Linked DNA regions of Homo sapiens: region 1 is linked to region 2. A link is an interaction called in ENCODE POLR2A ChIA-PET data of the cell type or tissue named here. Cell type or tissue: PC-3. All regions are shown on one strand. Links, peaks and the distances in the headings refer to the core of each region. The heading gives the core; the rest is flanking DNA.

Region 1 (4,401 bases), core at 107-4,106, 610 kb before region 2:
CAACTCTGTATGTCAAGAATTCTCGTTGGTACTGCGGGATATACTAGTAAACTACATAGACTCAGCCACTTACAACTTACAAGTGGATACATCCAATTTAAAAGACACGAGTTAAAAAAAAAAAAGAAAAAAGCAGTAGTCTCACACCGGTACAATCTGTTACTAGCAGCAGAGTTAGTGTAGTTAAATGTTGAGAAATTGCAATTAGCAAGAAATTTTCAGTCTAATCAAAAGAAAAAAACTGAACGCTATTCAGCAAGAAAAAAAAAAAAAAGCTAATCGCTGGGCTTAGGAAGTATGTGAACCCCTCTAGCTAAGGTTTTCTCAAGTTGGGTTCCGTGTAGAAAAAACATCCACAGCCAGCTATGAGATTCCTGGACTAGCCAAAGCCTCGATTTCAATAAGTGATCAGTAAATGATCATAATTTTTTTCTGCAAATTCTTCTTTACTACAAATTCTGGTAGGTGTAGGATGAAAAGTATTATATGAAGTGCTGCCACATCCTTCCTTGAGAGTTTTTCAATCAATCCGGCACTGTCTAGGGAGCCTTCCTCAGAATTTGTAAAACTAGATACACCTCACTCACAGCTATCCCACGTAGGTTATTGCCCTTGTATTTTCATTTCTCAGTTTTATTTGTAAAATTTACTTCTTACCATTTTATTTTTATTTTATTTATTTATTTATTTTTTGAGAAGGAGTCTCGCTCTGTCACCCAGGCTGGAGTGCAGTAGGCGGCTCACTGCAAACTCCGCCTCTCGGGTTCCCGCCATTCTCCTGCCTCAGCTTCCCGAGTAGCTGGGACTACAGGCGCCCACCACCACGCCCGGATGATTTTTTTGTATTTTTAGTAGAGACAGGGTTTCACCGTGTTAGCCAGGATGGTGTCGATCTCCTGACCTCGTGATCAACCTGCCTCGGCCTCCCAAAGTGCTGGGATTACAGGCGTGAGCCACAGCACCCGGCCCCACTTCCTGCCATTTTAATGTTTTTGGTCATTACGGTAAGTGGTATTATTTGTTCACAATCATTTGCCCCACCCCAGGCTTTGTCGTACTTCTTTATCGTCAGAATATGATCCCTATGCACTTTGGCCTTGGTCATGTGACTTTGGCCAATGGAATAGGAGCAGATAGGACTTATACAATTTTTGAGCAGAAATGTTAAATGTACTTTTGTGGTTTGGCTCTGCCCCCTGAGCTTCTGCCTTCTAAAAAAAGACCAAGCTATGAAAAAGATCATGACCCAGATTAGGGTTGTTCCTTTACCCCTGAGACCTGGAATACAAGCCACCTGGAGCCAAGGCCGGCTACTGCCAGGGAAACCCAGCTGAACTCAGCAGTGTCATAGCTGACCAATGGTTCTCATAAACCAGGAGTGAGAAATAGACCTTTGTTATAAGTCACTGAGATTGCGGAGTTGTTTGTTGCTATAGCAAAAATTAGTACAATCTTCCATTTTTTAAAAATTGCGGATCAGATTGATAAATGTTACGCTACATTCAAAGCTATTTTCTTCATACAAATTTTACACATAATTTGGGTTGATTAGCAGTACAATAATTCTTTGCAAGCAGGCCTGATGCAACCCCCTCCCCTCTGCCGCCTTTTTTTTTTTAAAACAATCTAGCATTCAAGAAGATAACTTTGATTTATGAATCTTGGCGACAATGTTAAATTCCAGGCATATAATATTTTGTGGTGTTTAACTCAATCAAGATAAAACAACCACATTGCATTCTTAAGATATTTGCTTTCTACCAACTTCCTCCAAATAAACATCTTCTAAGGCCTAATAAACTCTCTCTCTGCCTGGTTTTAATCCTTCAAATCTTGAGGTCAGTCATCTCCCTCCTAAAACCTCTTAGTTTCTCTCTAGAAAATCATGAAATTGACCATATAAATATTTTCTGCCTCCTTATCTTCCTTAACCCACAGAGAAAGGTGATATCTTCTAAGTGTTGACAAAGGGTTGAAGTATTGAAGTATTTCAGTAAGGTGATAGCTCTGCAAAAGCCACCTATCAAAATACCCATGAAACACAAACCTCCCTATAATTAGTCATCAGAAATAATAAATCGTCACCATGCCAGCCTTTATATTCTCTGAGAGAACTGACCTGAAATATTCACTGTCCCTCCCTCACTTCCCATCTCCTGTGACTGCCAATCAAAGGGAGACAGTCCTGTCAGGGAGCTGAGCTGACTCAGCAAGGGTGGAAACAAGACCTGCAGTTACTTAACATTTAATCACACAAAAGGCCCTGGAAAAAAGAGATCAAAATGTGACAAAAATTAACCTAAAACCAACAGAAACGGGGACGTCTAAATACACATTGATGTGAAAGTGCTACTCTTAGAATCTGGGAAACTAGTCAAACAGTCTCCTGTTCAGGGACATAGACGTTGGTTTTCTTTTTGTTTCCCTCAAATTCACTTTCATCTTCCATTAAAAAACTTTGAATGACTTAAGAAACAAAGTTCTCCTGCTATAAACAAACACACACACAGTGTGAATGCAAATTTCTAACCTTCTGCTAGGTCTTCAGGGGACCATTGCCCCGGGCAGTTCTGGCCTGCTGGACTGGAGCCTGCTGTGTCAAGGTTGAAATTTGCTTTGAAGTCTGACACAGGGCCTCAAAAATCTCTTCCAGGGCCCACTACCTGAGTCTCAGAATTAGTCATTAATTCGGTTGGGACAAGCTGAAGTGTACATGAACATTATTAAATACACATTCCTTTGTTGTGATTATTATGGTAATTTTAAATGGAGAGATGTTAACCGCAGGGATCTTTAGGGTTAGATAATCTAATGATTCTTTTGAGGAACTGAGATAAGATTTAAAAGAAGATAGATCTAAAACTGACACTCCTGAGAGTACACCTAATTTTGACCTTGACTTATTTTGCAACCTAAGGCTAGTGACAAAACCTCTGAATCTCTGTGAGGGAGCTATAAAATTTTGATGAGATGCTATTTTTAAGAAATTCTGAAAAATTAACCCTTACCTAATTTTTGCTTTTCTTTCCTAGGTATTCAACAATTAACACACTAAGGTCCAGCCCTTATACCTACTCTCTCACACACACACATACACACACACACACACACACACAAATAAGCACATATAAACACCTAAAAGTTCAGTCTTGTCTTGATTCCAAAACACAACAAACATGTATCAAGAATCTCCACACCACAATCTAGAAAGAATGGACTTCACCCTTATATCTACTGTCTTTCACAAACACACAAATATGTACACATACACACTTAAAAGTTCAGTTCTGTCTTTATTCCAAAGCACAGCAGACATGTATCAAGAATCTCCATATCACGATCTGGAAGGAATGGACTTCAGCCGGTCACACAGACTCAGTGGGCCAGAGTAAACTGCTAAGGTTTTCATAAAGCTCCTGAAGAGATTCAGGACATGCTACCTCACACTATTTTAACTAAAGAAATTTGAGAAGACCACAGAAGCGGGAAGGTCATTCTCACCTTCCCATCATCTTTCGATGAAGCAGATCATAAAAGCTAGAAAGGGTTTTCTGACCTCCTCCTGAAGCAGATCATAAGAACTTCATCTGGGAAGTGGCCTCCCTCCACATGGAGGAAGAGGGAATTCTTATCTGTGAAGACACAGGGACAAGGAGAATAATCTTGGTGAGTAACAGGCCTTGCTAAGCTCCCTTCAGTTTACTACCAATAGATCATATTTTGTATCCAATCAGAGTTCTCCATGACTATCCGCCTTTTTATCAGACTTAGCCAAAAAAAAAAATAGGTTTTCCCATTTTTTCATATCTTCATTCCCTGATGACGATAGCATCTATAGAGTAAAAGATTACAGAGCCATTATTATAGTTTTAATATAGTTATTTCAACAGCTTCTTGCCAGAAACCTAATAATTCTTTGTAGTGACATGAAAACCTTTTGGGTGGTTGACAGTTCTTCCCTTTTGTTTATTGTGCTGTTAATTGTTAGTAATGATTTTTCCCACAAGTTGCCAAAAAAAAAAAAAAACCAAACAACATAAACAACCACATAATATTTATATTTTCCTATAAGTAGAAATCTTAAAAATTATTTTTAGATTGCACAATTCAGAAGATCAACAAAATTTCATGAGGAAGGCAGCTTCAATTATTAGCTCTGCTGAACTGAACATATTCACTCCCCTGTGGTCACAAAATGGCTGCTCCATTTTAGGCATCACATCCCAACACAGCAATGTCCAAGGAAAGGGCAGGAACGTGTGATAGGCCTATGCCTATACCCACCCCTGGTGAGGGTGATATGGTTTGGCTCTGTGTCCCCACCCAAATCTCATGTTGAATTGTGATCCTGAGTGTTGGAGGTAGGGCCTGGTGGAAGATGATTGGATCATGGGGACAGAT
Region 2 (4,401 bases), core at 111-4,110:
TATCAAGCACTTGACATGTGGCTAGTCCAAAGCAAGATGTTTTTCTAAGTGTAACATAGTGCAAAAAATGTGAAGTACCTCAATAATACCTTTTGTATTGATTACATGTTGAAACAATAATATCTTGGCTATATTGGGTGAAACAAAATGTAAGTTTTAAAAATTATTTTACCCATTTCTTATTACTTTGTTTTGAAATATGGCTACTAGAAAATTTAAAATGACACATGCGGCTTGCATCTGTGGCATGGATTATATTTTTATTGGGCAGCTCTGATGTAGAAGAATATGAATATTTGAATTGATTTTTCATATGTGACATACTTACTCCTCTTCCAGCTTTGTCTCCTGAAGGGTCCAGAGTCATTCCCTTGAACAAGGCATTTGCACTCCAGAGAAGTGCTCCTGCACATCTGAAAGGCTTTGTCGTGTTTGTTCTTTGTTGGCTAGGGTGAGTTAGGAAGTAACCGCCACTGAAATCAGTCCTTGATTTCAGGAGGGATGACAGGGTCATGGAGTGGTCAATCCAAAATGGTCGTAGCTAACGATCAGAGACAAAGCAAACATAGTTTTCATAGTAGTTGATGAACTCCCAAGTTTATTTTGCTGTGGTTTAGAGATTATTACTTCCTAGAATTCAAATACCTGTGATTTACCAAGGTCCAAATGAGTTCATGTCCTTTGTAGAGACGTGGATGAAGCTGGAAACCATCATTCTCAGCAAACTATCACAAGGACAAAAAACCAAACACCGCATGTTCTCACTCATAGGTGGGAATTGAACAATGAGAACACATGGACATAGGAAGGGGAACATCACACACCCACACTGGGGCCTGTTGTGGGGTGCGGGGAGGGGGGAGGGATAGCATTAGGAGATATACCTAATGGTAAATGATGGGTTAATGGGTGCAGCACACCAACATGGCATATGTATACATATGTAACTAACCTGCACGTTGTGCACATGTACCCTAAAACTTAAAGTATAATAAAAAAATAAGTTTTAAATAGAAAAAAATTGAGATGTGGTTAAAAAAAAAAGACCTAACTTGATTCATAAATTGGAAAGTCATGTTTTATCACCAAATGGAGAGCTCATGAGCCCTCACTCAATGCAGAAGCTTGAAAGAGACTCTTAACTGAGGGAGAAGCCAGGTGGTTGTGAAAAGGACCACAAAATATCAAATTTATGTGCTTTGATTTTCTCTCTGAGCTTCTTTAAAGAAAGCCCATTTATCAGCATGTCTGTTTTGAAGAAAGAGAAACACAGGCTAGTTGATATTGCTAATACCTAGAGATCCAAAACACTAATGTTCCATCAGTCAAAAGATAGAATTTTATCCTAAGTACCTCTGCCCATGTGCCCAGAAATCCATCTTGCGACAGTCTGCCAGTTTTCGATTACATAATTGAATCAGCAATTGGCAAAATAACACATTGTCTTCCTGGCCCATTGAGTGAGGTTTTTTTTTTTAATAGAAAGAAGCTTTTAGAATTGTCACTCTATAGTAAATATAAAAATCAAATGAAAGAACACATCCCTGTAAAAAAATGAAATTATTGGCAAGGTGCAGTGGCTCACGCTTGTAATCCCAGCACTTTGGGAGGCCGACGTGGGTGGATCACCTGAGGTCAGGAGTTCGAGTCCAGCCTGACCAACATGGAGAAACCCTGTCTCTACTAAAAATACAAAATTAGCCAGGCACAGTGATGCAAGCCTGTAACCCGAGCTACTTGGGAGGCTGAGGCAGGATAATCGCTTGAACCTGGGAGGTGGAGGTTGCAGTGAGCCGAGATCCTGCCATTACACTCCAGCCTGGGCAACAAAAGTGAAACTCTGCCTCAAAAAAAAGTCAATTTTAAAGACTTGAAATATACAATAGGCCTTTATCCTGAACTTACTTCCCATTAAGCTTAACTCTTTGGCTTTTAGATCTCAGATAATGATGATTATTGCACACATAACTTATATGGTTTGGCTGCGTCCCCACCTAAATCTCACCTTCAATTGCAATAATCCGCATGTGTCAAGGGCTGGGCCAGGTGGACATGATTGAATCATAGGGGTGTTTCACCCATACTGTTCTCATGGTAGTGACTAAGTCTCATGAAATCTGATAAATGGTTTTATAAATGGGAGTTCCCCTGCACAAGCTGTCTTTCCTGCCTTCATGTAAGACTTGCCTTGCCTCCCTTTATCCTTCTGCTATGATTATGAGGCCTCCCAGCCACGTAGAACTGAGTCCATTAAACCTCTCTCCTGTATAAATCACCCAGTCTTGGGTATGTCTTTATTAGCAACATAAGAACAGACTATTACAATAACCCAGTGGAGATTTAAATGTTAAAGACTCTTCCAGACATTGTCCCTTTATTAGGGAAAATCAACAGAGACCTTGGCACATGAAATGCAGCTACTTTTCAGGCAAATGCACACTTCTCTCTCCAGTAAATGAACAATACTAAAAACATTTTGCTTTCGCTTTGCAGATATAGTAGCATATATTCACTATGTTACCTAAGAGCTACATCAACTCTCTGTTCTTTATTCCTCTGGGATGTTGATTATCTCTGTCCCCAGCTTATCATCCTGGTCAGCTTTTTTTGGTGAACTTAGGCTCATAGATCTTGGTGAGCAGTAAGCAACCATTACTCTATATGCATTTATAAGGCATCGACATTTCCATGGATAAGAGATAAATCCCACAAAAATTTAGGATTCTACCTACTATTCTTGTGAATTTTGTGGGGTCTAGTCATATCAGGACATTCTCTCCAAAGTGAAAGACAAGTGGCTGCTTTTTGGCTCACATTTTTCATTATATACATTGTGTATGTAGTATTTTTGGATTTTGGAAGAAACATATTCCACATCTGGGTGAGCCAATCCTCTATTCACCAAGGGACCCATCATGCTACCACTTTTGAGTGTGATGCAGAACAAGAGAAGGCTGTCCTACTATTTGGGGAATATGCCTCAGGAAATATAATTGTTCAGTGTTGGGATGTGGTATGGTGCTTCTGGCAAGATCTAATTGTAGAGTCATAGCATAGACCACCTAGGACTTTTTAAAAAAGCAGTGACCTCTTTGGAAAATAATCAATAATTAATCTTCCTTTGAAATCCATCTTCTATCTTGTGACTTGGGTCTAGGAATGATTGAGCCTCTGATCAGGGAAACCCAAATTTTCCCCAAATCATACAACCATCATGAACTGGGTGATGGTTGATCTTTCAAATCACAAATGTGCACTGAAGTATTCTATCATCAAGTGGAGTTAGCATCGGCAAAGCTCAAGTAGTTACTAAGAACACAAAAATGTGCTTTGATTGATTCAGGGATAGTGGCTAAAGGGCTGAATGAATGTTTGGGGTGTTTAGAGGGGAGAACTTTGAAGGATATGTAACAACAAAGTCTGGGTAAGAGATACGAGATGGATCCTTTGAATGATTTCAAAATATAAAGATATCACTGTCCTGGTGAACACTTACAAATAAATATTTAGCACGGTAAACAATCAGTAATAGTTACTTGGAGTCCCTCAGCGTCTTCCTCCAGCATCCCACTGCTTGCAAAATTGGCTCATAAACAGTGTTTCCAGGGTAGCAGGGATACAGGTTATATATGGGCTTAATCACATGGTATTACTCTCAACAAAACTGAATGACCACCAATACTGCCTATAGCCCAGTCTGCTCATTGCATAAAGCAATGTTGAGCCATCAATATGATGCAATATTATATCAGGTCTACCAAGCCAAGTTTGTGGCCAAATAATTATATTGAACTCCTTTCACCATGGAAAAGAAACAAGTAAATTTTGTCCTTAGTTGGGGTAGACGTTCTATGAATGTATTTTCTTTCCTTCTTACCATACTTCCGTGCGTAGCAGACCCACCATCTGTGCATTTACTAAATGCATTGTTCTATATGTGGTTATCATGCACAACATTGCTTCCAACAAAAAAATTATTTTCCAATGATAAAGTGAAGAAAGGACTGAAGATAGGCTGCTATAACAGTATAATGACCAGCCAAAATATTCAGTAGATTCAGTTATGGCACCATAACTGCCTTATGAGGTTAAAGTTCTTTCCTTAAGGAAGTAGTGTATGTTTTGAACTAATGACAAATTTCTTGTTTCTTACATTGCTTGTCTAGTAGTGATTAGTGCTATTTACCAATTTCAGTTGTTCCTCCATACCTGTGGGTGATTGGTTCCAGGATCCCCTGCAGATACCAAAATCCATAGGTGCTTAATTTCCATACATAAAATGGCTTAGTATTTGCATATAACCCACAAGCCTCTTCCTGTATAATTTAATCTCTTTCTTTCCCTTCCTTCCTTCCTTTCTTTTCTTTCTTTCTCTTTCTTTCTTTCCTTCCTTCCTTTTCT

What was found. Peaks named below come from ENCODE experiments on the same cell type or tissue, not always from the same donor. Only the 100,000 strongest peaks of a DNase experiment are listed, where the experiment ranks them.
Region 1: POLR2A ChIA-PET joins it to region 2 with 7 read pairs; 1 of 35 experiments calls an interaction of 5 or more read pairs at or near these places.

The regions. Positions count from the first base shown.
Region 1 is chr3:78,504,921-78,509,321 of GRCh38, forward strand. No RefSeq gene overlaps it. Among named protein-coding and RNA genes, the nearest start is that of LINC02077, 460 kb to the left of the region's middle. In PC-3, for the core only: no CTCF peak of the experiment used is centred there; DNase peaks (open chromatin) are centred at 2,121 and 2,651; H3K4me3 peaks cover 885 bases; H3K27ac peaks cover 2,268 bases.
Region 2 is chr3:79,111,921-79,116,321 of GRCh38, forward strand. The region is part of intron 3 of ROBO1 (roundabout guidance receptor 1); the gene reads right to left. Among named protein-coding and RNA genes, the nearest start is that of MIR3923, 390 kb to the right of the region's middle. In PC-3, for the core only: no CTCF peak of the experiment used is centred there; a DNase peak (open chromatin) is centred at 2,121.